Linked DNA regions of Homo sapiens: region 1 is linked to region 2. Evidence: chromatin loops called from intact Hi-C (ENCODE). Cell type or tissue: HepG2. All regions are shown on one strand. Each heading gives the region's core, and the rest is flanking DNA. Links, peaks and the distances in the headings are about the cores only.

Region 1 (16,779 bases), core at 3,438-11,437, 330 kb after region 2:
ACCCTCCCAAATAGCTGAGTCTACAGGTGCAAACCACCGAGCCAGGATCCTTTTGTAATTTTTTTATAAAGACTGGGTCTTACTATGTTGCCCAAGCATATCTCAAATTCCTTGTGTCAAGGAATTCTCCCACTTCTGCCCTTGAAAGTAGTTGGATTACAGGCATGAGCCATTTCGCCAGGCCTGTAGTCGTTGATTTTACCTCAGCCGTATTATCCACTTTCTATAAATCCCCAGTCAGAAGACAGCAGGCCTACCCGGGTACTGTAATAGACTCTAATTAAGCAGGTGTTAAACTGTGTTGTTACTGTAGGGAAGAAAGGAAAATGAAGTCCTCAAATTCAATTGAGATTTGAGCAAATGATGCACAAAAGAAAACTAAAAAAGACTTTGTGAATAGGAATTTTTTGGGACCCCTTCAGTGCACACTATGTATGCTATGATGTTAAATATACTTATAGTTTTATCTCGTAAGAGCCATAAAGGATCATCCAGGCAGAAGCTCCAAGTAGAAAAATGTTAGTGGGACAAAATCCCCTGCTATCTGAACCAGTGAGTGGATCTCAATTAAGCAAGAAGGCCTCTACCCTCCAATGTCCAAAACTTCCTTCATTGAACTTATTGTGTACTGTAAACAGAGAAAGTCCTGTGTGTGGGATAAAATAGAAAATTACTCAACATACTTTATAAAATCAGAAACAATCGACCAATTCTCAAGGAGTTAAATAATCAAGAGATGATAACCTTGAAACAATCTGGATATTAAAACGGTGAGATTTTCAATCTCACTGAAGCAGGTGTTACAAACATCCATTATGAGGTCAATGTGTACACTCTCAATTTAAATGGAAAAAAAATTCCCAGCAGAAAAAAGAAACTATATAATATAATGACATAGAAATTTTGATACTGAGATATGTAGTGTAAAAAATTAAATAAAATATTATTTGGTGTGATCACTAACAGAAAGGAAATGATGGAGGAAAGAGTCAGTATTCTTGAGGCTGGATTAATAGAAACTGTATACTCGAACACAGGGTAAAATTTTAAATACTGTTATGAACAAGAAAGGTTATAACAAATAATGTGATAATGATAAAATCTGAGCTTCAGAAGGGAAGAACAATGAGGATGCTATTGAGAGAGAACTCAAAGACATAATGGCTGAAAATTCTCCAAACTTGCAATGGGCATAAACCTACAGATGCAAGAAGATGAGCAACTGCCAACCAGAATATACCCAAGAAAATCCATGCAAGCAACACTGTAGTCAAATTTCTAAAAACTAAAAAAAATGTTTTGAAAGCAGCAAGAAACAAATGACACCATAGCTATAGGGAAAACACAATGTGAGTAACAGTGGTGTTATTACCAGAGAGCAGAATAACCAATAGGATGTAGCTAAAATATTCAAAGTGCTGAAAGAAAAAAAATGTCAACCAGATGTTTATGTCCAATATAACTACTCATCAATAAAGAGAAAATACAGGCATTCTTAGAAGACAGAAAAAAAAATCTAAGAGAATTTCTTTCCAACAGACCTATCTTATAAAATGGTTCTATGAAGGTCACTAATCATAAAGGAAAAAATAGAATAGGATTTTTCTGGAACATCAAGAATGAGCAACAACAACAAGAATGAGCAACAACAACAACAATGACAACAAGCCAAAAACAAAAATTGGAAATACAAAGTAGGTAAACACAAAATATCTTTCTTCTCACGTTTTCTGCATGAGTTTCAAATGGCTCAACTGGCCATTGCTAGCTTTAAAGATGGAAGAGGGCCAAGGAATGTGGCAAGATAATGAGCTTTTCTTCTAGAGACTCCAGGAAGGAACTCAGCCTTGAGACATGGATTTAACGCAGTGAGACCCAGTTCAGATTTCTGAGCTGCAAACCTGGAAGACAATAAATTTATGTCAAAGCAAAAATGACAAAATTTACTGTGGCACTAAATGCACATAGACATATATTTAATATGATTCTGTTACAAACAGTGGGAAAGGGGGAGCAGTTAAAAAGACAGGAAAGCAAGGTTTCCATATTTTACTGAATAGGGTAAAATGTGCACAGCACTAGGCTGTGAAAAGCTATGTATGCATAATGTAACACGGAGCAACCACTAACAATGCTGTACAGAGAGTCACGCAAAAAATTTACAGATCAACTAAAATGGAATCAAAAAACATTTTCAAGGAATCCATAGATCAGGAAAAAGAAAAACAATCAAAAGTAGTATAAATATGAAAAACAAAAATGGCTCAAAAATACCAATAATTACATTAAATGTAAATGGTTATTAAAAGTAGATTTCTGCCATTTCAGTTTCTGACTTACACTATTGCATAGATACTATGCAATACTAATAATACTAATAATGTTTTATACCATTAGCTCTTTTATTCCTATGGTAGCCCTTTAATAATTCCTTGCATTATGTTTACTCTTCAGATGAAAAAACAAAAGCTCAATATGATTGCCTGACATTTTCAGTCATATAGCTGGTAAACATCAGTCTGCTTGCTTAAATGTATTACTGAGTAATTAATTTTTTATAGCTTTGTAAAGGGAATTTCATAGCTGATTTTTCATTCCTGCTGGGTTATTGCTAGTATATAGAAATGCTACTAATTTTTGCATATTGATATTTTATCCTGCAATGTTATTGAATAGTCCTAAATTTTTTTGGTGGAGTTTAGATTTTTCTTTTTTTATGTTAACAATTTTTTTAACTTTTATTCTAAGTTCAGACGTACAACTGTATGTTTGTCACATAGGTAAACTTGTGTCATGGGGGTTTGTCGTACAGATTATTTCATCACCCAGGTATCAAGCCTAGTACCATTAGTTATTTTTCTTGATCCTCTTTCTCCTTCCACCCTCTACCCTCTGAAAGGCCCCAGTGTGTTTTTCCTAATATAAGACTATGTCGTCTGCAAACAGGAACAATTTAACTTCCTCTTTTCCAATTTGGATGGCTTTTATTTTTTTTGCTTGCCTGATTCTTCTCGCTAGGACATGACATAAAGTAAAATGTTGACTGAGTGGTGTCTTATTTCAGTTTTTAGAGAAATGGCTTTCAGTTTTCCCCATTCTGTATGTTAGGTGTGAGTTCGTCACATGTGGTTACATTATATAGAGGTATATTCCTTCTTTGTGTAGTTCGTTGGGAACTTTTATCATAAATGGATGCTAACTTTTATCAAATGCTTTTTCCTACATCTATTCATATGCTTATTTGGTTTTGTCTTTATTCTGTTAATGTGATGTACCACATTTATCGATTCATGTATGCTGAACCATTCTTGCATCCCTGGGATAAATACCACTTGATTATTGCTAATTATCTTTCTGATGTGTTCTTAGATTTGGTTTGCTAACATTTTCTTGAGGATTTTTGTGTCTGTGTTCATCAGAAATACTGACCTCTAATTTTTGTTATAGTTATTGTTGTTGTGTTCGTGTATGTTTTTAGCATTGGGGTATTCCTGGCATTGTAAAATTAGTTAGGAAGTATTCTCTTCTCTGAATTTGTTGGAATTGTTTGATGAGGAATGCTTTTCCTTTTTCCTTATAAGTTTGGTAGAATTCATCAGTGAAACCATCTAGGCCTGGACTTTGCTTTGTTGGGAGATTTCGTTTTTATTACTGATTCTATTTCTTTACTCATTATTAGTCTGTTCAGGTTTACCCTTCTTTCCTGGCTCATTTTGTGTGAGTTGTATATGTCAGGGAATTAATCTTTTTCCATGGTGTTCAATTATAGTGTATACTTGTTCAAAACATACGGTTTCATTAGTGTATTATTGTCCAAAATATACAGTTGTATTTCTATGATATAAGTTGTAATATCTTCTTTTTAGTTTCTGATTTTGTTTCATTCAGTTTTTTCTGTCTATATATATATTTTTATATATGTATAGATACACAATATCTATACTATATATATAGTATAGCATATATATATATACGTGTGTGTGTGTGTATATATATATATACACACACATATATAGTATAGCCTAGCTAGACACTTAGGAATTTTATTTATTGTTTCAATAAACCAACTTTTCATTACATTGAGTTTGGGTTTGTTTTTTTTTAGTTTCTAGTTGTTTGGTTCTGCTCTTATTTTTACTATATTTTTCCTTTCACTAATTTGGGGTTCAGTTTGTTTTTAGTTTTCTAGTTCCCTCAGGTGGATCACTGGGTTGTTTAATTGAAATCTCTCTACTTTTGGATGAAAGAATTTATTCAGAGCATCTCCCCTCTTAGCACTATTTGTGCTGTATGTTGTGTTTACATTGTCATATTTCAAAAACATTTTAATTTTCTTCTAAATTTCTTCATTGAACCAGTGGTTGCTCAGGAGCATGTTGTTTAATTTCCATGTATTCTTACAATTTCCAAAGTTCCTCTTAATATTGATTTTTAGTTTTATCCATTGTGGTATATGAAAATAAAGTATACTGCTTTTTCAAAATGTACTGAGACTTGTTTTGTGGCCTAACATACGGTCTGTATTAGAAAATCTTCCACAGGCTAATAAGAAAAATGGTATGTTTTGCCACTGTTAAATAAAAATGTCTATAATGTATATTGGGTCCCCTTATTCTTAAGATTAAGTCCAATATTTCTTTGTAGATTTTCTGTCTAAATAATCTGTTTAATGCTGAGAGTCAGGTGTTAAAGTTTACACTACTATTGTATTGGAATCTATTTATCCTTTTAGATGTCATAATGATAGCTTTATGTATCTAGGTATACTCTAGTGTTGGGGGAATATATTTAGTTTTGTTATATCCTCATGCTAAATTGATCTTTCTATTCTTAAATAATAACCTTCTTTTTCTCTCATTACTGTTTTTGACATAGAGTCTATTTTATCTGATGTTAATATACCTATTTCGACTTGTTTTTGTTTCTGTTTACATGGGATATTTTCTTCTATCCCTTCATTTTCAGTCTATATGTGTCTTATTAGGTGAAGTCAGTTTCTTGTAAGCAGCATATAGTTAGGATATTTTTTAAAAATTCACTCAGCCAGTCTATGTCTTTCAAGTGGAGAATTTAATCAATTTTCAATCAAGATTATTATTCATATGTGAGAAATTACTTCATTTTGTTATTTGTTTTTGTTTGTTTTACATATACTTTGTTTCTTTTTCTCTCACTTTTTATTATTGTGGTTTAGTATTTTTCTATAATAGTAAAATTTAAATCATTTCAAGTCTTCATTTGTCTGCTGTACTAGGGAGTATTTTAAATTTTTTGTGTTTTCATGACGGTAGATATTGTACTTTTGCTTTCAGGAGCAGAATTCCCTTAAGCATATCTTGTGGGGCAGTCATTGTGGTGATGAATTCTCTGTTTTTGCTTTTCAGGGAAAAACTTTATTGTTACTTCATTTTGAAGTTCGCCTGTGCTGAAGATAGTGCTCTTGGCTGGCAGATTTTTTTTCTTTGAACACTTTAAATATATGATTTTATCTCTCTTTCACAGTTTATACAGTGAAAATCACTGTTAATCTGATGAGGGTTCCATTATCATGACTCGATGCTTTTATCTTACTGTTTTTAGAATTAACGACTTTTGGCTTTTGACAGTTTGACCACTGTATGCCTTGGAGAAGGACTTCTGGGGTTGTGTCAATTTGAGTATCATTGAGGTCCTCTATTTGAATGTCTAAATCTCTTGCTAGACTTGACTTGACAAATTTTCAGCTATTATTTTTTTTTCTTTTTTTATTTTATTTTATTATTATTATACTTTAAGTTTTAGGGTACATGTGCTTAGTTTAAAATTTTTGTCATGCCTCTGCCCATCTCTTCTTCTTGAGTATTCTGGAATACTCAGAATCAAACCTTTGGTAACTACATGGTATGTTATATTGAATACTGGCTTTATTTAGATGATTTATTATATTTTCTATCTGGTTTATTTCAGAAATCTAGTCCTCAAGTGGTGAATTTTTTTCTTCTGCCTTACCTAGTCTATCGTTGAAGCTTTTGAAAATATTTTTTTTTTTTTACTTTATTCATTGAATTCTTTACTACCAAGATATCTGTTTGGTCTTTCTCATGACATCTAGGTATCTGGTGAATTTCTTATTCATATTCTGATTTTTTTCAGATTTTTGTATTGATTATCTTTGCTCTATTATATTTAACTAAGCTTCTATGATATCATATTTATGAATTTTTTAGAAGTTCATAGATTTTATTTTTGTTGCAATCTCCTGCTGAAGAATAATTGTGGTCCTGTAGGGGTGTCATGTTTTCTAGCATCTTCATGTTTATTGAGTCCCTATATTAGTATATGCACGTCTGGAGTAACAGCCTCTTCTTGATTGGCTTTCATAGGGGAACACTATTTTTTCTATAGATATATCTGTAGTGTTGGTTGCATACAGCACTTTAGCTTTGATTCTGGGTGTATACACTAGCATAATATCTGTATGGTTTCTTTGTCTCTAGTCGGGATCAGTGGTCTGTGATTTCCTCAGTTGCTAAGACTGAGGTTGTTAGTAAAAGTTTTTGTGAGGTTTTGATGGGAACAGGGGTACTAGATGGGCCAGTCTGCAACACATGTTAGTGGCAGCAGTGGAATGAGCATGCCGGTCTTTGAGCCTCCAGACAACAAACATTGACACCAATATCCACAGTTTCAGTTGGGTAAATTATTGTACCTCCAGGGAGTTTCCTGTGGTGCTGGAAGTTGCAGTGGTGGGCCTGGTGAGTGAGTGGTTCTTGAGACTTTGTGCAATGTGCCTGGCATGGGTGATAGCAATAGCAGTAGCAAGACAACCCTCAGGCTTCCAGGTTGAATGTGCTGGTGGTAATGGTGATGGCAATGGCCTATGTAGGCCAGTCCTAAGAATCCAAGGTGTCACATGCAGGTACGTACTGGCAATGGTCTTGGCACAGGCTGTGTAGGTTTGTCCTCAGACCCATCAGAGAAGTACATGGGTGCCAGCAGTGCTGGATGGAATGGGATGAACCCAGACCAGCTCCAAAGTGTCGGCAGTGATTATTATTCTTGCAGGTCAGGAAGAGGGAGGAATTTTCTGAAGGGTCAGTGTGGTTTCAGAGATAGCATATGGTTGTCTCAACAAAATAGCTACCCACTAGTTCCAAAGTGTTGCTGTAGAGGCAAGCTGACTTACTACCCCAACAAACAGAATACCAAAAACAAATATAGAGCTTTGAGATCTATGTCAGGAAAAATACATAGCTCAAGTATGAAAATGAGATGGTTCTCAGGGCCAAAGAGAAGTGGAAAATCATCAAGAAGACAGTAGGAGATGGGACTTCCACCTCCATGATGTCCCTCCTTCCTATTCTTCCTGGCACCACACATGCAGAGAATCTCCCCCAATTCATGGATTTTAGAGTGAATAAAGTGAAATTGATGTTCTCAAACAGATTATTTACCACCTTGGATTCCCTGGCAAGAAACTTGTTCTTCCTTAGCCCATGAGATGCATTATGACTCCCTTAGGGAAGATGAATATTCTCTGTCCTCAGGGAGGAATATTCCTGAAGAGAGCAAGAGACAAAATAGGGAGGAGGGAAGATCATCTCCAGTTCTGGACACTGTTCATAACTTGGCCAAAGGAGAAGCCAAATCAGGGTAGATGTTCAATAGCACCATGCTTTAGGAGGTACATTCCTTAGGTCACCAGACCATAACCCCTAGCCAAGTTTCTCATACTTCCAGGGTAATTCCTTTGGGACATTTCCCATTTCGGACAGTTAATACTCCAACCGTTTACTAAAGACAAGGTAAAAGTGAGGTTGAGACACCACCTAGAGTCAAAAGGGAGGCAACAGCCCAGCAGTGAGGATTTGCCAAGCAAATAGACTCAATAACAACAAACACAACCCAGACCTGAAAAACTGGAATTAATTAATAACCCTTCTATGGAAAGACATAGAAGTATACCCACAGGAAACAACAGCAAGCAAAGAGCCATGGCCTTCCCAAAAGGACAAAGGTACCAAACTAGTTACTGACCCCAATGACATGACAGTTGGTTAGCTCTCTGATCAAGAATTCAAAATAACAATTTTAAGGAAATCAGATATCTGCAAGATAGCATAGGAAAGCAATTTATTGATTTATCAGAGAATTTTAACAGAGATTGAAATAATTTTGAAAAATCAAACAGAAATCTGGGGACTGGTAACTAGATTTGCTGAACTGAAAACTCATTAGAGGCTCTCCATACTTTCCCACCTCTCAGCTTGCAGGATCAGTCAGGGTTGGTGCAGGGAAACACATGATTCTTCTGTCTCTTGGCCAGGTCAGTGCTGGGCCTCATCTCAGCTCCTGCCCACTGCTCCAGCAGACAGCCCTGCCACTCCGTATTTTCCCACCTCTCAGCTTGCAGGATCAGTCAGTGTTGGTGCAGGGAAACACATGATTCTTCTGTCTCTAGGCCAGGTTAGAAGGGCAGTCTCCAAGGGACAGGCTTCAGGACTTGGATGGAAACCTAACCTGAACCTAGGGTCGATTTTACTTTATAATGTATGGTTATTCAGAGATAGAGTATGTGAGCCTCCATTTGTCTTCCTGCACTGGGGCCTGAAAATGTTAAATCTGGTCTTTTAGATAATCAATGGCTTTTTTCATTATGGAGAGAATTATCCATAAGTTCTGGGTAATGTATGGCAGTATTTAATTGATAATGTCTTTCCCAATATATACTCTGTTTTCTTTTTCTAAAATTCATGTTGGGTGAATTTTTTAATTGTCTTCACATTATGGACCATATCTTTGCCTTTTTGCCCTACCTCATAGGGGATTTCCTTAACTTTACATTTTATTGAACTTATCAATTTAATTTACAATTGCTCATATTCTTTTGTGTTCTCTGGTCAATCTTCTATTTGATAGCATCCTTTTATGTTTTATGGTTATATCAGAATATATTAATTATAGTCTTGTAAACGTTTCTTCTGCTGTTTATCTTACCTCTTTTCCTTCAGAATTACACTTTGTTCTGATTCTTTGAGTCTCATTTGATGGAGAATTTCTTCAATTGTCTGGTCAACCTTTGATTCAATTCATACTTAAGAGTAGGCACTAAAACGATCAGAAAGCTCTATGCGTGTTGGAAAAGGTCTGGAGAATCATGCATTTCACAGTAGAGGGATTGGATGCCCAGGTAGCTATTTTGTTCAGATCTCCAGTTGCTGCCCCTGACACAGTGATGATCCTTCTGAAGAACCCTTCATTTTCCTGATCTGAGAATGTCATCTTCATTATTGGTGTTGGGAAGATTTAGGGTCTTATTTTAATAGAGAAAGCTGGGCTTTGCAAGTGGTTGTCCTGCTGTAAGTGGCAGAGTTAGAATGAAATCTACAGCTTCTCATTCCCAAGTCTGCACAACACTCCAAAGAAGTGACTGCCCCAACTTACAAATGCAGCCAACCTCAAGGTAAATTTGTACCACTTAGTTTTGTCACTTAAACTATTGCATATACATATTGCACAGTATAAATACATGCAATACTATCAAATTTTATATAAACTCATACATATCCTTTTGCAAAAGTCTAGTTTAAACATTACCAAATCAGGGATAGCTGTCTCCATACACAACTGAAACAAATTTGAGAGATGTAAGATTACCTGTTCTCTCTGCAGGAGGAAAATATAGGCCTCACAAAGATGTTTACATCTTAATTCCCAGAACCTGTGTTTTATGTTAAATTACATGGCGAAGGGCAATTAAGTTTGCTAATAATTTGGCCTAAAAATAGAGAGAGTTTCCTGGATCTAATATCAAGGTAAATGACAGGAAATGGCACATAGAGCTTTCTATCTTATAATGTGCTTTTGTATCTCAATGCCTTTTTCCCCTTTCAGAGCATACATTACTCAAAGACGGAAAATATGTGTGTGCTTTTTTTATTTCTGTGAAGTATGCTGATTGGTATTTTGTTTGGGATTGCATTAAATCTGAAGATCATTTTGATTAGTATGGCCACTTCCACAATATTAATTGTTCCAATCCATAAACATAGAGTATCTTTTCATTTATTTGCATCTTTTTCAATTTCTTTTATCAATGTTTCATAGTTTGCAGTATTAGAGATCTTTTATCTCCTTGGTTAAGTTTATTCCTAAGTATTTTATTCTTTTTTGGTTATTGTAAATGAAATTGTTTTCTGAATTATTTTTCATATAGTTCACCATTAGCATACAGAAATGCTACTAATTTTTGTACATTGATTTTCTATTCTGCAACTTTACCAGATTTATTCTAACAGTTTTTTGTTGAAGTCTTTAGAGTTTTCTATAAATAAGATCATGTCATCCGAAAAGATGAACAATTGACTTCCTTCTATTCAATTTCAATTTGTTTAGTTTCTATCTCTTGCCTAGTATATCTAGCTAATACTTTTAATACTATGTTGAATAGGAGTGATGAAAGTGAACATCCTTATCTTTATCCTAATCTTAGAGGAAATCTTTCACCTTTCCTTATTCTGCATGATGTTACTTGTGGGTTTGTCATATATGGCCTTTTTGTGTTGAGGTACATATCTTGTGTGTCTAATTTCTTGTGAGCTTTTCTTATGCAGGGATATTGAATTTTATAAAATACTTTCTCTGTGTCTATAGAGATGATCATATGGCCTTTGTCCTTCATTTTGTTAATAGGGTGCATCACATTTATTGATTTGTATATGTTGAATAAAACCCACTTGATCATAGTGAATGATCGTTTTCATGTGCTGCTGCGTTCACTTTGCTAAAATCTTGTTGAATTTTTGCATTGATATTCATCAGGGATGTTGGCTTGTGGCTTTTTTATTTGTTGTATCTTTGGTTTTGGAATCAGGGTAATGCTGGCTTTGTAAAATGCGTTTGGAAGTATTACTTCCTCTGCAATATCTGGAATTGTTTCAGGATAATTAGTATCAATTCCTCTTTAAATGTCTGGTAGAATTCAGCAGTAAAGCTATCAATCCTGATTTTTAAAAATTGATACATAATGTTTGTACATATTTATGGGACACATGATATTTTGTTATAAGCATATAGAATGTATAATGATCAAGTTAGGGTATCTGTCATCTTGAGTATTTATCATTTCTATGTTTGGGGAACTGTTCAAGTCCTTTCTTCTAGCTATTTTGAAATATTGTTAAACATAGTCACCCTAATCTGTTATCAAATATTTGAATTTATTCCTTCTAACTGTATGTTTGAACCCATTAATGAACCTCTCTTCATACTTGTCCTCCTGCCTCACAAACACTGGTCCATCTCTTGTAGCCATTATTCTATTCTCTACCTCTGTGTGATCAACATAAGTGAGAACATGCACTGTTTGTTTTTCTGTGCCTGGCTTATTTCCCTTAACATAATGCCCTCCAGTTCCATCCATGTTGCTACAAATTACATGATTTTATTCTTTTTTTATGGCTGAATAGTATTACATTGTGTATATATACCACTGTTTTTTTTTAATCCATTTGTCCACTGACGGACACTTAGGTTGATTCCATATCTTTGCTATGGTGAATAGTGCTGCAGTCAACATTTGAATATAGGTATCCCTTTGATGTCCTCATTTCTGTTTCTTTGGATAAATAGCCAGAAGTGAAATTGCTGGATCATATGGTCATTCCATTTTTAGTTATTTTGAGAAATCTCCATATTGTTTCCATAGTGACTGTACTAATTTACATTCCCACCAACGGTATGTAAGAGTTTTTCCTTGAATCCTCACCAGCATCTGTTTTTTTTTTCTTTTTAATAATACCCATTCTAACTGGAGAAGGATGATATTGTGTTTTTAATTTGCATTTCCCTGATGATGAGTGATGTTGAGCATTTTTTATATACCTACTGGACATTCGTATACTTTTTTTTGAGACATGTCTAAAGTGCAGTTAAAATCCAATGTTTATTTCTTAATTTTCACTCTGGATTATGTGTCTAAGGCTGAGAATGGGGCATTGAAGTCCCTCACTATTATTCTGTTGGAATCTATCTCCCCCTTTATGTCTAATAATATTTGCCTTATATATCTGGGTGCTCCAGTGTTGTTTGAATATTTAGAATTGTATTATCCCTCTTGCTGAATTGATCCCTTTATCTTACATGATGACCTTTTTTGTGTCTTTTTGCTGTTTGCAAATTAAAAATTAAAATCTGTTTTATCTGATACAAGTATAGTACTTCTCACTTTTTGTTTCTATTTGCATAGAATATCATTTTTCATCCCTTCACTTTAAGTCCATGTGTCTTTACAGAGAAATTTACTTTATTATTGGCAGCATATACTTGTGTCACGCTTTTTAAAATCCATTAAGCCAGTCTATATCTTTAAACTGAAAATTTTAGTTCATTTACCATCAAGCTTATTACTACCGGAGGATTTATTCTTGTCATTTTATTAATTGTTTTCTGGTTATTTCATATGTCCTTTTACCTTTCTATATTTTTTATTGTTTATAATTGTCATTTGTTGATTTTATGTAGTGGTAAAATTTGAATCCTTTCTCTTTTTCATTTGTGTATTTGGTTTACCAGTGAGTTTTATACTTGTGTGTGTTTTTGTGATGGACCATATTGTCTTTTTGCTTTAAAGTATAGAATTTCCTTCAGGATTTCTTGTAGGACCAGTGTAGTAGTGATGAATTTCCAGTTTTTCTTGTTTAGGAACGCCATTATTTCTACTTCATTTTTGAAGAATAGCTTTGCTGGAAATAGTATTCTTGGCTGATAAGATTTTTTTTGTTTCAATACTTTGAATATGTCATCTCATTCTCTCCTGGCCTGTAAGGTTTCTTCTGACAAATTCGTTGTTAATCTAATGGAGGTTCCCTTTTATATGACTTATATATCTTTTAAATGGGGAATTTAATTTGTTTACCTCAGGGTTATTATTCACATGTGAGGTTTTGGTTTTTCTATATTGCTCATTGTTTCCTGGTTGTTTTATATGTCCCTTTCTTCCTTTCTTCCTCTCTTATTGTTTATCATTTCTTTTAGTTTTCTGAAATAATAAGGCTTGATTCTCTTTATTCTTTGTGTGTCTTCTCTAACAGTGAGTATTTATGTATTTTCAAAATAGTGATTATCATCTGTTTGCTTCTAGATGTAGAACTCCCTTGAGCACTTGTTGTAAGGTTAGTCTAAAGCTTTTGCTTATCTGTGAAAGATTTTATTTCCTCTTTATTTATGAAGGATAACATTTCTGAGTATAGTATGTATGACTGAAAGTGTTTCTTCCAGAACTTTGAATATTCCATACTATTCTCTCCTAGCCTATAAACTTTCTGTTGATAAATTCTCTTTTGATCTGGTGATAGTTCCCTTACATATGACTGGATGCTTTTCTCTTTTTAATAATTTTTATCTTTGAAGTTTTTTTTTAATTTTAATTTTGCTTTAGTTGCCAGTGCTTGTGAGGTATTACTCAAGAAATCTTTGCCCACTATGGTGTTCTGGAGAGTTTCCCCAAAGTTTTCTTGTTGTAATGTTGTAGTTTTGCCAACGGACCCAGATAGCAGTCTCTTATTGTCTGAGATAATATCTGAAGTTCTTTGTCCTACGTCCAAGATGATTGAGAAGCACAGACACAATGTGAGGTTAAAGCATAAGTTTAACAAACAAAAGAAGAAAGCTCTCTGCCAGCGGAAAGAGGGACCCAAATGGATTGCCCTCTATGAGGCTGGGGTCCAGGGTGTTTATGGACTGGGAAGGGGAAGGAATGCACTTAGTCCATGGGCTGTCTTGGAGAACTTGTGACTCAGCTTGGCCCAGGGCCTTGGCTCTGGACCAATCAGGAGCTGAAACGATGGTTCATAGAGGCCAGGCTCACAGTCCAAACATGTCTGTTTCTATGCCAGTGTCATGCCATTTTGGTTACCATAGTTCTGTAGTATTTAAGACAATTTAAAGTCAGGTAATGTGATTCCTCCAAATTTGTTCTTTTTGCTTAGGACAGCTTTGGCTATTCTGAGTCTTTTGTGGTACCATATGAATTTTAGAATTGTATTTTCTGTTTCTGTGAAGAATGTCATTGATACTTTGATAGGGATTGCATTGAATCTGCAGAGTGCTTTGGGTAGTATGGACATTTTAACAAAACTGATTCTTCCAATCCGTGAACATAGAATGTCTTTCCATTTTAGTGTGTTATCTTCAATTTCTTGCACCAATGTTTTATACTTTTATACTTTTCATCTTTCACTTCTTTGGTTAATTCCTAGGTATTTTATCTTACTTGTAGCTATTGTAAATAAGAATACTTTCTTGATCTTTTTCAGACTGTTCCCTGTGGGCATATAAAAATGTTACTGAATTTTGTATGTTGATTTTGTATCCTGAAATTTTACTGAATGTTTCTATCAGTTCTAATACATTTTTGTGGAGTCTTTATTTTTTTCCAAACATAAAGTTTCATCATCTGCAAACAAAGATAATTTGACTCCTTCCTTTCCATTTTGGATGCTCTCTTTTCTTTTCCCTCCCCTCCCCTCCCCTCCCCTCCCCTCCCCTCCCCTGCCCTCCCCTGCCCTCCCCTCCCCTTCCCTCCCCTTCCCTCCCTTTCCCTTCCCTTCCCTTCCCTTCCCTTCCGTTCTCTTTTCTTTCATCTGATTGCTGTAGTTAGAACTTCCAGTACTATGCTGAATAACAATGATGACAGTGAGCATCCTTGTCATGTTCCAGATCTTAGAGGAAAGCTTTCAGTTTTTCCCCATTCAGTATGATATTAGGTGTGGGTCTGTCATATATGGTTTTAATAATGTTGATGCATTTTCCTTCTATGCCCAGTTTTTGATGATTTTTATCATGATGGAATGTTGAATTTTATCAAATGATTTTCATTATCTATTGCAATGCATATTAGTTTTGTCCTTCCTTCTGTTTATATGATTTATCAACATTCATTGGTTTGCACATGTTGAATTATTCTTGCATCCATGGGATAAATGCCACATAGTAATGATGAATTGTATTTTTAATGGGCTGTTGCATTCTGTTTGCTAGCATTTTGTTGAGAATTTTTGTATCAATGTTCATCCAAAATATTGGCCTGTATTTTTTTTAATGTGTCTTTGTCTAGTTTTCATATTAGGGTAATATTCACCTCACCAAATGAGTTTGAAAGTATTCCTTCCCTTTCTATTTTTCAGAATAGTTTGAGAAGGATCAGTATTAGTTCTTCTTTAGATATTTGGTAAAATTTAGCATTGAAGTCATCAGGTCCTGGTCTTTTGTTTGCTAGGACAGTTTTTATTATGGCTTTGATCTCATCACTTGTTATTTGTCTATTCAGGTTTTTGGATTTCTGTATAGTTCAATCTTGGCAGGTTACATTTGTCTAGGAATTTATCAGTTTCTTCAATTTATTAGCATATAGTTGCTCACAGTAGTCTCTAATAATCCCCTGAATTTCTGTGGTGTAGGTTGTAATATCTCCTTTTTCATCTCTAATTTTATTTATTTGGGTTTTCTCTCTTGTTTTCCTGGTTAGTCTGTCAAAAGGTTTGTCAATTTTGTTCATCTTCTCAAAAAACAAACTTTTTGTTTCATTCTTCTGTTGTATTTTTTAATTTTAATTTCATTTATTTATGCTCTAGTCTTTATTTCTTTTTTCTACTAATTTCGGGTTTGGTTTGCTCTTGCTTTTCTAGTTCTTTAAGATGCATCATTAGATTGTTTATGTGAAGTTTTTTTATTTTTTGATGTAGGCACATATAGCAATAATCTTCCTTCTTAGTACTGCTTTGGGGCTTACGGATAGGCTTATGTGCTTCTCTTCATAGCAGCAAGATCCCTTAGCTCCAGGCAGGTCCAAAAATGCTGTCCAGGAGCCACGGACCAGAGTCCAAAACTTTGGAAATTTACCTTGTGTTCTATTGTACTGCTGTTAAGCTGGCACTCAAACCAGTAGATGCAATTCTTCCCATTCTAATCTTCCCTTTTCATATGCAGGCACCTTGCCCCCTGGCCACCATCACCACAAGCCTATGGGAATATTCTCAGGCTACCACTGATGCTCACTTAAGGACCAAGGGCTCTTCATTCAGCCTGTGGTGAATAATGCTGCCAGATCTAGGACTCACCTTTTATAGTGGTGGGCTCCCCGTCTGGACCAGAGCAGGTCCATAAATGCTGTCCAAGAGCCAGGGCCTGGAATTGGGGACCTCAAGAGCCCACTTGGTGTTATACTTCTCTGTGGCTGACCTGGTACCTAAGGTTCAAGACAAAGTCCCCTTTACTTTTTCTCTCTGCTTTTCTCAGGCAGGAGGAATCTCTGACCATACCCACCACAGCTAGGAATGTGTTGGGTCTCACTGGAAACCAGCACATCTCAGAGTCTCACTCAAGGCCCACAGCATACTACCTGGATATCACCGCTTGTTATTCAAGGCCCAAGTGCTCTTTAATCAGCAGGTGATTGGTTCTTTCATTACTTGGCTCTTCCTTTCAATGCAGTAGGTTTCCTTCCAGCCCAGTGTGTGTCTAGAAATGTCATCTGGGAGCTAGAGTCTGAAATCAGGGCTTCATGACTCTGACCAGAGCTCTATCCTACTGAGGCTAAGCTGGTATCCAAGATGCCAGACAAAGTCCTCCTCACTCTTCCTTCTCCTCTCCTCATGTGGAAGGAAGTGGTCTCTTTTGGAGCCATAAGCTGTGTAGCTGGGGGTTGAGGGAGGGATGGCCCAAGTACTGCTTTAGCCACCCCAGCTGATGTTTCAGTAGGTCATGTACCCACCGCCCCCACCAGTCTACTTGCCCTGAGCC
Region 2 (16,779 bases), core at 3,242-11,241:
CACATGATTAGATTTAGGTTTTTCTTTTCTTTTCTTTTCTTTTTTTTGAAAAACACCACAAGAGTGATACTGTTTCTTTTTCAGTGAATCAGTATCAGAAGGTAGATGATACTGGTTTGTCTCAATATTGGTGATGTTAGCTTTGATCTCTTGGTTAATGTGGAGTTTGTCAGGTTTCTCTGCTTTAAAATTACTATTTCCGTGTTTATAATTAAAAGTAATTTGTAGGGAAAAACTTTGAGACTATGCAAATACTCTGCTTAGCATTAAAATTTCACCTATTAATTTTAGCATCCATTGATGATTCTTGTTTAAGCAAATTATTAATTACTATGATAGTTGTAAGAAACAGTTATTTTTTAACTGTATCATTTCTTCAACATTCAATAATTGGCTTTATAAAGTAGATTTCCTTTAATCATTTATTCCAGTTTGCATTTTTAGCTTCATATTTTATTTGGAGAAAATTAATTCTATAATTATTAGAATTCTATGTAATTATGGAATTCTATAGTTCATTGGTATTATGACATATTCATACTATTAATGTTCAAATTATCCTGCATTTGGCCAATGGGAGAGCTTCAAGCTGGCTCCTGAGTCTTTTTTTTTTTTTTTTTATAGTATATCCTTATTTTGCATCCCAAAAAAGAATCAAGAATTAGCTTGTGCTTTTACTGCCATAGGCCTGAAATCAGCTATTTTTCCAGGGATCCCTAGATCCTTTGGGATCTATTTAGAGTGCAGAATGCTATTTCGAAAACAGTATCTGGGAGGTAAAGGTGCTCATTATTAACTGTGATATTCTTTCTTTTAGGCAGACAGAGCTAGGAAACACATAAAATATATATATATATATATATATTTTTTTTTTTTCCTTCTCTATTAAAAACTGAATTCATACTGATAACTTCATGATATGGTCTGGCTCATCTTGAGCCAAACCCACCCAAATCTCATCTTGAATTTTAGTTCCCATAATCCTCATAAGTCTTGGGAGGGAACTGATGGGAAGTAATTGACTCATGGGGGCAGTTCCCCCCATGCAAATCTTGTGATAGTGAGTAAGTTCTCATGAGATCTGAAGTTCTCATGAGATCCATGTGAAGAAGGAAGTGTTTGCTTCCCCTCCCACCACGATTGTAAGTTTTCTGAGGTCTCCCAGTCCTGCAGAACTGTGCGTCAATTAAACCTCTCTCCTTTATAGTTTACCCAGTCTTGGGCAGTTCTTTATAGCAGTGTGAGAACAGACTAATATTCTTCAATTCCAATTCAAGACCACATGCTACTCTTGCCCTTTCTACATTTACAGTTCCCTTCAAGAAACTTGGCTTCCATTATGCTTAATATATTTACAGTCATCCCTCAGTGTCCACAGTGGATTGGTTCCATGACCCCTGTGGATACCAAAATCCTCAGATGTTCAATTAGGTTTGGCAGATGTGAGGATGTGATACTGTGAAATATGCATTTGGTCTTCCTCCCCAGTTTCCTAACATACAACTCCTAAAATCCTTGTACTCTCCAAAGTGCTTGCTTTTTTTTATACTTATATTGACTGATAACTTCAGAGTGAGGCTGGTCACCAGAATGACCAAAGACAATATTAGAGGGTTGAGACCTTCAGCCCCATCCCCCAACCTCCAGGGAGGGGAGAAGGGCTGAAGGTCAAGTTGATCACCAATGGCCAATGGTTTAATCAATCATGCCTATGTAACCTCCACAAAAACACAAGAAGACAGGCTTGGAGAGCTGCCAGGAGGGCAGTATGCACAGGGAGGGCGTGGAAGCTTCAGGCTCCTTCCCCCATTAATGCATCTCTTCAACTGTATCCTTAGTAATATCCTTTATAATAAACTGGTGAAGGTTAAAAAAGAAAAACAAACCCACAGAAATGCATGGCTGACTGTATACATTTGTCCCACCTTAGAATATCAAAAAGTAGTTTTAGAATTGCTAATCCATATCACTGGAGGGTAGGGGATAACATTAACTAGAGCTTAATATTTATTTAGTATTTTTTTTTTGTCTTTAGACTTGGGGAGTATAGTCCAAGTACTATGTTGCAAGATAAGTCAGTTACTTTTTTCTTTCAGTTTGGTTATGCTATTCATTTGCAATATTTAAGTTTATTTGTTTTTTTTTTGTTTTAAAATTCTACTTTATTTCATGTTACCATCCTTGTTGATTTTAGGCACTTTTGAGTACATGAAACATTAACATGGTACCCCCAAATCAAAACTATGTAAAATCGTGTACTCTCCCAATCCTCAATCCCTTAAATTCCATTCCCACCCACTTCCTGTAGGTAACCAATCTTATTAATATCTATTTTAGCTCTCCTGTATTTCTTTTTCCTTTCTTTTCCTTTTTTCTTTTTTTGACAGAATCTTACTCTGTTGCCCAGGCTGGAATGTGGTGGTATACTCTTGGCTCACTGCAACCTCTGCTTCCTGGGTTGAAGTGATTCTTCTGCCTCAGACTCCTGAGTAGCTGGGACTACAGGCACACAGCATCACACCTGGCTAATTTTTGTATTTTTAGTAGAGATGGGGTTTTACCATATTGGCCAGGCTGATCTAGATCTCCTGACCTTGTGATCTGCCAGCCTTGGCCTCCCAAAGTGCTGGAATTACAGGAGTGAGCTACCATGCCTGACCAGCTCTCATGTATTTCTTTATGCAAAAATAAGCATATTTATGGATATATTCTTATGTCCCTTCTTTTTTTTTTTTTTTACAAAAATGGTGGCGTATATGCATTTCCCCTTTGCTTTTTCTACTTTACAATGTACCCTAGAGAACGTTCCACATCAGTTCATAGAGATCATCCTCATTCTTTTTTATAGCTGCTTAGTACTTCCTTACGTAGACATACCATAGTTAATTTAACCACTCTCCTATGTATGGGCAATTAGGTTGTTTCCAATATTTTGTGAGTACAAACAATGCTGTAATGAGTAAGTTTGTCCATGCTTATTTCTTTGTTAGTGGTACATGTTTAGAATAAATTCCTAGATGAAGAAATGCTGGATCAAAAATAAACACACATGCAGTTTTGTTAAATATTACTCATTTTCCTTCTGTTAAATAAAATGTATGGTAGGTCATTGTTTTGGGTTGAATTCCTGCACTAGCCCCCAACAGGACAAACCAAAATGGAGTCACTCTTGACAAGAGCCATGTAGTCAAACTGAAACTTTAAAAAACAGGAAAATCTCCCATCAGGCCAAATTTTCCAAAAAAAAAAAATCCCCAAAAAAACAAAAAACAGGAGATTCACAGTAACCAGTTAAAAAGGTCCCAGTAAACCTAGGCTGGCATGATATGAAAGTACCCCTTGTTTTAACCCTTTCAAGGAAAGTAACCCTAAGTTAACCAATCCACTTTGTTGTATTATGCTATTTCCTTGTTTCTGCTCAAACTCCCTTACACATATTAATCGTTCTGCTATGCCCATGGAGCATTTTTCTGTTTTATAGATGGAATGCAGCCCAATTCATAATTGATAATAAAAGCCAATTAAATCTTTGAAATCAGTTTGTTGAAATTTTGTTTTTTAACATCTCTAAAAGCATTATACTGATTTGCAAACACCAGCAATGAATGTTTTTATTTCTTATTTCACTAACAAAATAGGTTGACAAGCTTTTAGAACTTTTTGCCAACGTGACAAATGAGGCACAGTTTTAATTTGCTTTTCTCTTATAAGTGAATTCAAATGTCTTTTTATATGGTTAAGGGCCATCTAGCCTGTTTATAATGACCTAGAAGAATAATATCTTCTTTGTCCTCCACAGAGGAAGATTCTCAGTGCCTATCCATAAAGTTTTGGTTTTTCACATGCCACTTTCATCTCTATTTATTAATTGGCACTTAGCCTACTTAATGGGTTGAGGTAAACATTTGCTGGGGCTTTTTGGAAACAGAAGCATGAGACTTTGGCAAAGATCCTGAAATCATTCATTCTGAAAAACCATCATATTAAAATGAAAATTTTGTCATGGTTTCCAACTTAATGCACAAAGTTATTGTTGTATTTTGTTACTGGGATGCCTAATGTGTTGATTAAGAAATGTCAATCTTACTGGACCAGCTACATCAGAATAAAGATTGGGGGTATCTTAAACAAAATAAAATTCTTAAGCCCTAACTGTAGAGATTCTGATTTATGAGATCATAGTTTAGACCCTATAATCTGTATTTTTAGCAAGTTCCTCAGTGATTCAACCAGTAGCAATGTTTGGATGTTTGGAAATCATTGCAACACTTGGAGGTAAACTACTTAGCAATTAGCAAATGGAATCAGTGATTCTGCCTAGTTATATCCCAAAGAGATGAACTTATGTAATCCAGAATTCTATATGATATTATGATATGATATTTCCTCCTTTTATATCCCCTGGCAACCACCATTCTACTTTCTGTCTCTACAAATTTGACTATTGTAAGTGCCTCATATAAGTGGCATCATATTTGTGCCTGGCTTATTTCTCTTAGTGTAATGTCCTCAAGGTCCATCTGTGTTGTAGCATGTGTCAGAATGTTCTTCCTTTTTAAGACTGGGTATATTCCATTCCATGTTTATACCACATTTTGTGTATATATTCATTTGTCAATGGACACTTGGGTTGTTTCTGCCTTTTGGTATTGTGAATAATGCTGCTATGAACATGGGTGTGCAAATATCTAAGTCCTTGTTTTCATTTCTTTTGAGTATATATCTAGAAGTAGAATTACTAGATTGTATGGGAATTCTGTGTTTCAGTTTTGGAGAACCCATCACACCATTTTCCACAACAGCTGCACCATTTGCTGTTTACATTCCCACAAACAATGTACAAAGGTTCCAATTTGTCTCCATGCTTGCCAATACTCCTTCCTTCCTTCTTTCCTTCCTTCCTTCCTTCCTTCCTTCCTTCCTTCCTTCCTTCCTTCCTTCCTTCCCTCTTTCCTTCTGTTGCAGTTTTTCTGCTCCTTAGCTTAGCTAGGTCCAAGTTCTTGTCTCACAACCAGGAAGTAGGCACACAGACACTGGAGAGTGAGTGAAGTAGAAATTATTAAGCAAAAGGAAAGCTCTCAGCAAAGAGGGGATGCTGGGGTGGGGGTTCCCCTACCCGATGGTGGGAAGTCCCCCACGTGGCTGGGTCCAGGGCTTTTTATGGATTCAGAATGGGGAGTGCACGCTGATTGGTTTGTGAGTATGCCAAAATGGTTAAAGCAAGGACACCACTCATAAGTGGGCACAACAGTGTAGAAAACCAATTAGGAAAGGGTAGGTGTATGTAAAACAGGTGAAAGGTGAGGATCAATCAGAGGAAAGTGAACCAAACAGGAAGACAAGTTATCAATCCCATCTGAAATTCAGCTTGTAGCTTGGCTTTCAGGCTTTAAACTGTCTTCTGCTTGGAGGTGGGGTTTCACTGGGTACCCACTCCTATCTGCCTAGGCATTTGGCTGCCTCCTGCCACTCTCACTTATTTCCCCTCTCTCCCTCCCTCCACCCTCCCTCCCTCCCTTCTTTCCTTCTTTCCTTCCTTCCTTCCTTCCTTTCCTTCCTTCTTTTCTCTCTTTTTTCTTTTCTTTTCTCTTCCCTTCTCTTCTTTTTCTTTTCTTTTTTTCTTTCTTTTGATAAAGCCATCCTAATGGGTATGAAGTGGTATCTTACCGTGGAGTTGCATTTCCTTAATGACTAGTGATGTTGAGCATCTTTTTATGTGTTTATTGGACATTTGTATATCTTCTTGGAGAGTGTCTTTGTTCTTTATGAAGATTATTTTGCCTACTTTGATTATTTTGTGTACCTTGAATGTCCATATAAATTTTAGTTGAGATTTTTCTATTTCTGCAAAAACGTTGTGGGATTTTGAATTTTTAGATTGCTTTAAGTAGTACTGACATTTTAACAATATTAAATCTTCCAGCCCATGAACACAGGACGTCTTTCCAGTAAATTTGTATTGTTTTAAGACAGTAAATATGTAGTAAGTTGTTTCAGCAGCAATAAAAAAACTAACACACTGATCAAATAAGTAAATCCATGTTCCATGTGTTCAGTAGTTTAACTGATTTTTTTAATCATGTAAAGATGAAAAGTGTAAATTATTCACCATTAATGTCTGTGACTTCCCACTCATCTCCCCTTACCATAAGCCCATCCTCCAGTCTTGCTGCTGGGAACTCTTCTGCTGTCATTTATGGAGAGAGCCCACGGATCTCCAGCTATCCTGGCTGGGCCTCAGAGCTGTGAGTGGGGCTACTCAAGGTCATACAGTCCCAACTGAGCCGGCCTAGAGGGGAAGGGCCCAGCCAGCCCACAGAATCAACTGTGAGAACGGTCATACATGCTTGTTGTTTTAAGCCACTGAGTTTTGATGTGGTTTGTTATGCTGTAACTGTTAATTGATACATTCTCTCTTCAAATAGGCTTTTTCCAACTGCCCTAAACAAAAAGTCCTCTGGCCTTTAGAATTAGTACGTCCAGGCATTCTGCTTTGTTTCCTTCAAAGCCCTTATACATATCTGAAAGTTTACTTTTACTTTATTTCTTTGGTTGTTTATTTTATGCATTCATCAAGGAGGATAGAAACTTCACCTTCACAGGGACCTGGTCTGACTTGTGTCTTGTGAGGCCACCAGCAACTGTAACAGATCCCAACACTTTGCTCAGTAAATATTTGTTTAAAAACAGCCTGAATTAATAATATGGCTCTGCCGCTTTTCAAATAGTGTTTATTTAATGAGATAAAACTAGGTTTATAATAAATTACATTTTAAAACCAATTTTCCTCATAATCAATGAAACTCACTCCTAGATCTTTTTTCAATATGTCCAAGCTATTGTTGATGTTCAAGATGCTTGTGATTTGTGCTTTTATTGTGGCTTTATAAATATATTTGCTGGAGTTTAAGAAAAACTGTATCAGAGGTTGCTTCTAAATTATAGGGTTTGTTGTTGTTGTTGTTGCTTTTTTTGTCTGTTTTGTTTTTGTTTTTCATTTTTTTGAGACAGAGTCTTGCTCTGTCACCCAGGCTGGAGCTCAGTGGTGCAACCTCAGCTCAATGCAACCTATGCCTCCTGGATTCAAGAGATTTTTGTGACTCAGCCTCCTGAGTAGCTGGGATTACAGGCATGTGTCAGCACACCCAGCTAATTTTTGTATTTTTTGTAGAGATGGGGTTTCTCCATGTTGGCCAGGCTGGTCTTGAACTCCTGGCCTCAAGTGCTCCTCCTGCTTCGGCCTCCCAAAGTGCTGGGATTACAGGCATGAGCCACCGTACCTGGCTCCAATTATAGTTTTAAACGAGAAATTGTCTTATGGCTTCTTAATACTTGAGGTAGTTTATCTTGTCACTTATTTAGCTTTATAGATTCATCCTTGGAAAGTTTAATTTTCCTAAAATCCTTTTCTGCAACTTAAAAATATTGTCAGTAGGTGGCACTCCTGACCCACAACTTGTTATTCTGAATTGCTACAAGAAGCGATTACCTATTGATTTTTGTTCTCTGCAGTCCTCACAGAGCTTCACACCAGCTGGTCTCTCTGCAGACTCAGCCAAAAACAATCTGCTATGACAGCCTTCTTAGTTTTGTATACTGCTATCTTGTTTCTGAATCCAGCTCTCCAGACCTTGGGTTTGGAGAGTCACTGAGATTGGGACTATATGGATTTCAGTCAGAGGGAAGATCCCTCCAAGGCCCTGAGGCTGGAGGGGCCCTGAATGCTTGGGAAACAGCATGGAGTGCAGTGGGGCAGGGGAGGGGTGGGTGAAGGGGAGAGTGCTTGGTGAGGAGGTCAGATGGGGGCTGAGGTAGAGGGTGGTGGACAGATCATGCTGGATCTTGCAAACAGCAATGAGAGCTTTGGATTTCACTCTGAGTGATACAAGGAACCACTTGGAGGGTTTTGGGCAGGGTGCTGACATGATATGACCTGCATATGAATGGGACCACTCTGTAGGGGCTAGCTCAGCAGCAGGAGGCCAGTAGGGAAGCTTCTACAATAATCTAGGTGAGACATGATGGTGGCTTGGGCCGCCACTATCCCAGCTGGTGATGGCAGTGATGATGGGGGCAGATTTCTCCTTTTGGTGCTGTTCTTGTGATAGAGTTCTCATGAGATCTGGTTGTTTAAAAGTGTGTGGCATCTTCCCCTTCTTTCTCTTCCTCCTGCTCTGGATATGTAAGATGTGCCTGCTGCCCCTTTGCCTTCTGCCATGACTGTAAGTTTCCTGAGGCCTCCCCAGCCATGCTTCCTGTACAGTCTGAGGAACCATAAGGCAATTTAACCTCTTTTCTTTATAAATTATTCAGTCTCAGGAATTTCTTTATAGCAGTGTGAGAGTGGATGAATACAGCATGCCACCATGTCTGGCTAATTTTTAAAATTTGTTATAGATGGGTTCTCACTGTGTTGGCCAGGCTGGTCTTGGACTCCTGGCTCCAAGCAGTCCTCCTGCCTTGGCCTCCCAAAGCACTGGGATCACAGGCATGAGCAACTGCACTTAGTAACACTAGTTTTCTTGATCTTGTTGGATTGGCTTGGTTGGCAAAAATTATTTCCTTTCCCATTATATGATTAACTGTTATGTTTAATTTCCAAAGTTAATATAGTATTACATATTTGTTTTATCATTATGGTAATTTTAAGAGATACCTTTAAAGATTTCCTGGAATTCCATGCATATATATCCATTTCCTGAAACTCTGTATCTCAGTTCCCTTATGTGTAAGATGGAGACAATGATGATACCTATTACTAGGACTATTGTGAGGATTAAATGAAATAAGACATGTAGAGTGATTGAACAGTGTTTTGCTCACAGAGTTCAATAAACGTCAACTCTTGTTTGTATTTTTATTACTGTGAGAGATGTAATGTATCTGAAATTAGCTTAGATCATGCAATTATCTTACAGCAACAATCCTAATGACTACTCTATATACTGCTGTGGCCTTAATGTAGAATGAAAGGTAGAAACAAAATTTTAATAATATGGCAGGTATAAGGTAAATGGGGCATCAGATATTAGGGTGAATAGAGATAAAAGCTGTTTGTCTCAAGCACAAATGATAAAGAAGCATATTGCTTATAAAGGACTTAAAACTGTAATGCAATCAATGAAAAGTTAGTCTACTTTTTATTATTATGACAGATTTGCAAGTCAGTGATAGAATACTTCTCTTATTGAGAGAAGACGGTTCCTATCTCCTTCTCTTTTGTTATGCAACATGTACAGGGCATAGAAGACATCTTTTGCCACCTAAGTTTGCCTACAGCTATTATCGGATATGATCCTCTTTATATGAGACTTTAAACTGTGCCTAATACAGCACATGGTATGGCAGGGGTTCAGTCTATATTTAAAAATTGATGTCTTTTTTCTTGAACCCAGGTAAACATTGAAAAATATTTATCTGCATAACTCACTACATAATAAATATTACACTGCTCCAATTCATAAATCATTTCCAAAGGACTCTTAGTCTGTTGCATATTCCTTACTGATGGTGATAAAAATTATTCAGTTTATTCATTTATATTTCTAACATTAGAAGTTCGATGCATAGTCTTTGTATTAGACTACTGCTAAAGACTCAGTAAATCATCTTGAGACATCTACATCATTTGGAGATGGGGCATGCAAAATTTAGAAAACTACTTGTCTTCAATTTGCATCTTTAGTAAAGAGAAACATATTTTAGTCACAATCTAATGTGGAAATCACAATCTAAGGGCATATTGGAAGATCATATGTAGAACTTGGGTTGAAAACTATGTCGAATTTTAGGGACAGGAGTACTTCCTGATTGAGGATTCAGAGATAAGAGTGATGGGTAGGAGACATTTATGAATACCAAATAACAGATGTATGTATTAACTACAATAAACGATTGGTGAATCGATGTTTGATTATTCAGAACTTACATTGCAAATTCAAGTGGGGCGTTCTTTCTGGAGCTATGACAAAGGCAGTGTAAAGTATCTCTACGACTGTAACCATGGTGGAATTCACAATAAGAATTTCAGGGACTGGCCGGGTGCAGTGGCTCATGCCTGTAATCCCAGCACTTTGGGAGGCTGAGGTGGGAGGAACACTTGAGGTCAGGAGTTTTCGCCAACATGGTGAAAACCCGTCTCTACTAAGAATACAAAAATTAGTGGGCATGGTGGCGCAGGCCTGTAATCCCTGCTATTTGGGACGCTGAGGCAGGAGAATCGTTTGAACCCAGGAGGCAGAGGTTGCTGTGAGCTGAGATTGTGCCACTGCACTCCAGACTAGGTGATAGAGTGAGACTCTGTCTCAAATAAAGAAAAAAAATATTCATGGACTGGATGGATTTAATTGGCAAACTTAATTGACTGGGCTGAGAACCAGATTTGTTTGATGGATTTCATCCTCTCAAGCTTGGCCATATGCAGAACACTTTTGCTCGGGTGTTGCTATTAGATGTACTTATAATGACTATCCAAATATAGATGCCGTTAATCATAACCTAATTAAAATTATAACAATATTTGACATTCTCAGATTAGTTTCAAAGCAGTTAGGTATCTGGTTAGCCTCATATCTCAGTATTTTTTATTTGCTTAAAGTAGCACTTTTCCACCATGCAATTTTCCTCTGGCTGAAGTGGAGGATTAGCAGGGCTGTTTTTACATTCTTAATGATCTTCTTGTTTTTCTACATATCCATCATTTCAATGATTAAGATCAAATTATTTCTGGATCAATGTTGATATAAAATATAACAGAAACTCCTATTGGAAGGTCGGTGTGAATGAAGCCCACCTTCCTGTTGACCAGATGCTCATTAACCTGGAGTTGTCTATTCACTTTACCATTTCTCCTATCTAATGTTCCTTGTTTGTTATCTCCCTAAGGGGAAACACTGTACAGCTGTAGTGATAGGCGACTGGCTCCAGAGACCCAGGACAGAGGCCTATGTGAGAGCCATGAACATTATGATTGCTTTCTTCTTCCACCTTCTCTACAGTTTGGGAACTTCCCTTTCATCCATCAGCTACTTTCTATGCAAGAGGAAAATAGTGGCACTAGGTGCCTACCTATCCATTAAGTCACTCATTTATCCTGATTATGGAAAACAACAAGGTTAGAAAAGCCCTTTAAAGATTGCCGTGTCAATTTAAAAATGCTTCAAAGTAGCAAAAAGAGGAAATCCTTAACTCCATATACAGACTTAAAAACTTTCACCTTATTTGTTTTTGTCTTTGAGCACCAGTGAATTTTCAAAGAATTGTCAGAACTGTATTTCAGATAACCATAGGCAGCTTTTAACCTATGGGCAACAAGCAGAAACAAAGGTTTCCTTTCTCCAGTTAGAAGGTAATAAAGTAGTATTCACAGATTTCTGAAGAGAAACAAGTGTAAATCTTATATGTTCAGCCATTTTATCATTGAAGTGTGAGGGTAAAATCAAGTCATTTATGGACAATGCCATGGCTCAGAAATACTGCGACACTTGCATCTTTCCTGAAAAAAATTGAGCCAAGTCAAGATAAAACAACCAATAAAAGGCACAGCATGGCAAATAAGCAGCAGTGGTGAGTGAGCACTCAAACCAGCAAAACTTTTACTTGTTTAAACAATTTTTGTTTATGTGGTTTTGAATTTTATTTAAAAATATAAGTAAATGAATTATATGACTAATAATGTAAAGAACCATCAGCAGTAGTTTGGAAGTAAATTCTAGATGTTTTCAACAAAATCTAAGAGCTAGGAAGAGCTCTGGGAGAAAATAATTTTATAATAAATGAGGTCCTCTTGGAGCAGGAGTATTATAATCAATCTTGTTAAATTTGCTATGTTTACTGAAAATTATGAATTTAATTCGCTTTATAAACACTTCAATGATAACTACTAGTAGATTAGAAATACGGGTAAGAACTTTTTTTTTTTTAACCACTGGAGTGACAAGAAAAGGCAGTATAAAGTCTTGGTCAGCTCAGCAAAGTCAGGAAAGAAAATAAATCGAAAGCAAAATAAACAAGAAAAGACAAAAATAAAATATCAATCATAAGATCAAATGTACTAATCAGTACTACAAATGGTTTAATTCCATTACATCTCTCCCATAAGTGGTCTGTAGCTGGATTTGTATGAAGAAGTCAAATCCAACGATAAACTATTTATAACAACAAAAAAAAGAGATAGGGATATAAGTATCACATACAAGCACACAAAAATAACAGAAGACTGAAAGTTTTAATATCAGACAAACTAATAAGTAAATGAACAACTGCCATGAACAGTTATATGGATATTTGCAAAATATGTGTCTATATATTAAGGCAAACCATACCAAATATACTCTCCAAATTTGATATAAAAATCCATCTAGTTAGCTGCACATAGTGGCTTATGCCTGTAATCCCAGCACTTTAGGAGGCTGAGGCGGGAGGATTGTTTGAGATCAGGACTTTCAGACCAGTCTAGGCAACATAGCAAGACTCTGTTTCTACAAAACATAGAAGAAAATAGCTGGGCATGGTGGTGCGTACCTAAAATCCTAGGTACTCAGGAGGAGGAGGATTGTTTGAGCCCAGGCAGCTGAGGCTGGACTGAGCCATGGTTGTGCCACTGCACTCCAGCCTTGGTGACAGGGCAAGACCCTATCTCAAAACATCTCACAGATGTTTGTACCCATCTGTGTATTTTAGCTTCTGAAAAATGATGATTCATTTTTAAATAGTTAAATAAAAATATATTTCTCAAAATATATAAAGAAAAGAAAAGGAAATTTAGATAAAAACAGAGAGCCATGGTTCTTTTCTGGGCCATATTACATTCATACACACAGCAAATAAATCACGGAAGAGTGGATATATATAAGAAAATTAGTGACAGTGTCCAGTTGCATTTCAGATGACAACAGCACACAATTATTAGCTTCATTCTTTCACATTGTAGCCATTACAAAACTGTTACGTTTAATTAAAGGACTGAAAACTTTTTAATCTTCTAAATGGCTGTAATGCCACCACTTTGAAGTTTTGTTGTGCTAGTTAAATGGCACAATGTATAAAAATGCCTGGCACTGTGCTTTGCACATGCTGAGTGCTCAATAACAGACGCCAATATTATTTTAAAGAGACCTTGCCCTATCTGAATTTTCCAAATAAGTGCTAATAAAGCTTTTGTTTATCACCTAGGCCCAGAGTAGAATTTTATACTCTTGATTCACAGTAAAACAGAATTTAAATTTCATTTATAATTATCAAAACTTGTTAGGATGAGAAAAAGTAAAGCAGATATTATCCTATATAACTGGAATTTTCTTCTACAGTACCTTGGTATTCATTGAAAATAGTTGGATTTCAATAACAGGTATGAGTTGCCTCAATTTTTAAAAATTAACTAAAATTAACTATATGCAAGTTGTATGACTCACTTAGAAAACCAATGTTTGCTTTCTTAAATATGGCTCCTTGAGCCAATAGTAATTAGATCCCCCTTCCTTATGCCTATGAAATAACAAGAAATAAATCAATGGAGACAATCACTTGCCCTCACACCCTAACACATACCCTTAGAGAGAGACCAGAGAAAAGTTAGTTTGGTTCTCATGAACAGAAGCAGATGGAGGTGGAAGGAGCCATGTTCACTAGATATAACATGATTGATGTTAAAAAAAAAATCAGTAGAATGGAACTCTGATATCTAGCTCTACTATGCTCCCCCAAGAGATGATGAAGATCTGAGTCCAAAGCACCCAAGACCTGGTTCTCATGCAACCATTTAACACTGTGTCAGCTTTAAATTACATCTGTCCCAAGAATGGTCCTCAGACCCAGCAGTAGGGCCAGAGATGAATGGAAACCCACCTACATTGTTGAGGATGATCTTCTTTTCTCAGTCAACCAATTTAAATGCTAATCTCTTTCAGACAGCATCACAGACACACCCAGAAATCACGTTTTAAGTTCAGGGGTACAAACACAGATTTGTTTCATAAGTAAGCTTGTGTTGTGGGGGTTTGTTGTACAGATTATTTTATCACCCAGGAATTAAGCCTAGTACCTAATAGTTATTTTTCTGATCCTCTTCATCCTCCCACCCTCCACCCTCCAAGAGGCTTCAGTGTGTGGTGTTCCCCTCTATGAGTCCACGTGTTCTCATAATTTAGCTCCCACTTATAAGTGAGAACAGGCAGTATTTGGTTTTCAGTTTCTGTATTAGTTTGCTAAAGATAATGGCCTCCAGCTCCATCCGTATCCCTGAAAAGGACATGATCTTATTCTTTTTTATGGCTGCATAGTATTTCATGGTGTATATGTACCACATTTTCCTTACCAGTCTATCATTGATGGGCATTTGGGTTGATTCCATGTCTTTGCTATTATGAACAGTACTGCAATGAACATTTGCATGTATGTGTCTTTATAACAGAATGATTTATATTCCTCTGGGTATATACCCAGTAATGGGATTGCTGGGTCGAATGGTAGTTCTGGCTTTAGATCTTTGAGGAACTGCCACATTTTCTTCCACAATGGCTGAACTACTTTACATTCCCACCAATAGGGTATAAGCACTTCTTTTTCTCCACAACCTCACTGGCATTTGTTATTTTTCGACTTTTTAATAATAGTCATTCTGACTGGTGTGCAATGATATCTCATTGTGGTTTTGATTAATTTTTCTTGAATGATCAGGGATATTGAGCTTCTTTTCATATGCTCATTGGTTGTCATGCATTTTCTTAAGTTAATATATGCACAAATGCAAGTCAATCATTTTATCCAGAGCCAGGCATATAGTAAGAGTTCTAGAAATGATACCTTTTATTATTGTTGTTGTTACTATTGTTTTTTATAATTAGTAAAATACATGGCTGCTATGGTTTGAATATGTCCCCCAAAGTTCATGTGTTAGAAGCTTGATCCCCAGTGTGGAGGTTTTTGGAGGTGGAAACTTTAAGAAGTGTTTAGGTCATGAAGGCACAACCCTCATAAATGGCTTAACACAATTATTGAGTAGTGGGTTTGTTATTACAGGAGCTGATTCCTTATACAAGGACAAGTTAAGCCCCATTCTCGTTCTCTCTCTCTCTTTTTGCCCTTCTCCCATAAGATGACACAGTAAGAAATCCCTTACCACATGCTGGCACCTTTATATTGGACTTCCCAGACTCCAGAATTGAGGAATAAATTTCTTTCTTTATAATTTTCCCAGTTTGTGGTATTTTGTTAGAGCAGCACAAAGCAGGCTAAGACAGGAAATTGGTATGGGAGGAGCAGGCTAGAAAAAGCCTAGATTGCCACAAATTTTGTATTAAGAGTGATTCCACTGAGGTCTCAGGCGAGGATAACTGTAGGGAAAGTCTGCAACTTCTTAGAGATTACTTTTATGGTCCTGATGAGAATGTTGGTAGACATATAGAGAGTAAACGCCATTCTGATGAGGTCTCAGGTGGAAAAGAGAAATGTCTTATTGGAAACTGGAGTAAGGATCATCCTTGTTATGAAGTGGCAAAAAAACTTGGCAGAATTCTGTTCATGCCCTTTGGCTTTATGGAAGGCAGAATTTAAGAGAGGTGAACTACGATATCTGATGGAAGAGACATCTCAGCAGCAAAACATTCAGTGGGCTCCATGGCTTCTTTCAAGCACATATAGTAAAATGTTGAGGAGAGAGAAATGATTTAAAGATGGAATTTATAATGAAAAGTGAAGACTAATAGAAAAATTTGGAGAACTCTCAGCCTGGCCATATAAAGAATAAAAAAGCATGTTCGAGAGAGAATAAGAAGGGTTTGGCCAAGTGGTCATTTGCTGAAAATATTAATCTGGCTAGAAGGAAGCCAAGTTCTATTCATAAGACAAAGGGAGAATGACCTGGAAGATATTTCCGAGATCATGGAGTTAGGACCAGAAGTTACGCAAGTTAGGACCTTAAGGTCAAAGCTTCCAGAGAGGTGCCTGAAAGACCTCAGCATTCACTGCCCTGTGCTGCCTCACAAAACCAGTCTGGGAGATCTATAGGCACAAAACTCCAACCTGTGAGAGCTGCTCAGGAGTGAACTGAGACAAGCAAAGCTGTGGAGGTGAGGCTGCCTGGGAAATTGGGGGCCCAATCCCTGACCCAGTGGGTCTAGAAGGTGGGACATGGAGTCAAAGATTATTCTCAACCCTTAGGATTTAATATGGTTTGCCCTGCTGGGTTTTGGACTTACTTAAGGCCAATTGCCCCTCTTTTCTTGCCTATTTTTCCCAGGAATGGAAATGTCTTTCATATGTCTGTCCCACCACTGAATTTCGGAAGTGGGTAACTTGTTTTGATTCCACAGGCTCATGGCTGGAGAATTTGCCTCAGGATGAATTGTGCCTTGAGTCTTATCCATATCTGACTTGGATGAGACTCTGGAGTTTGGATTTTTAAGTTGGTGCTAGAATGAGTTACAATGTGGGGGCTACTGGAAGGGAGGAAATGAATTTTGCATGTGTGAAGGACATACCTTTGGGGGCCCAGGGGTGAAATGCTATGATTTGAATGTGTCCCACAAAGTTCACTTGTTGGAGACCTGGAGGTATTGGGAGGTGGGACCTTTAAAAGGTGTTAGGTCGTGAGGGCATTACCCTCATGGATGGATCCATGCTGTTATCACAGGAGTGGGTTTATCACATGAGTTGGTTTCTTTTAAAAGTGTGAGTTTACTCTGTCTCTGTCTCCCTCTCTTTGACGTTCTGCCATGGGATGATGCAGCAAGAAGGCCTCTGCCAGAGGCTAACACATTGATATTGAACTTCCCATCCTCT

What was found. A loop is a pair of places that touch in the nucleus more often than their neighbours do. Peaks named below come from ENCODE experiments on the same cell type or tissue, not always from the same donor. Only the 100,000 strongest peaks of a DNase experiment are listed, where the experiment ranks them.
Region 1: a loop joins it to region 2, with 19 times the contacts of the local background. A loop is called at or near these places in 11 of 110 quality-filtered maps.

What each region holds. Positions count from the first base shown.
Region 1 is chr12:10,858,595-10,875,373 of GRCh38, reverse strand. All of the region lies in intron 7 of PRH1-PRR4 (PRH1-PRR4 readthrough), which reads left to right. Among named protein-coding and RNA genes, the nearest start is that of PRH1, 17 kb to the left of the region's middle. In HepG2, for the core only: a CTCF peak has its summit at 7,805; no DNase peak of the experiment used is centred there.
Region 2 is chr12:11,190,477-11,207,255 of GRCh38, reverse strand. All of the region lies in intron 1 of LOC107987435 (a long non-coding RNA gene), which reads right to left. It also overlaps the pseudogene LOC100420583. Among named protein-coding and RNA genes, the nearest start is that of TAS2R42, 12 kb to the right of the region's middle. In HepG2, for the core only: a CTCF peak has its summit at 7,450 (motif pointing right); a DNase peak (open chromatin) is centred at 7,455.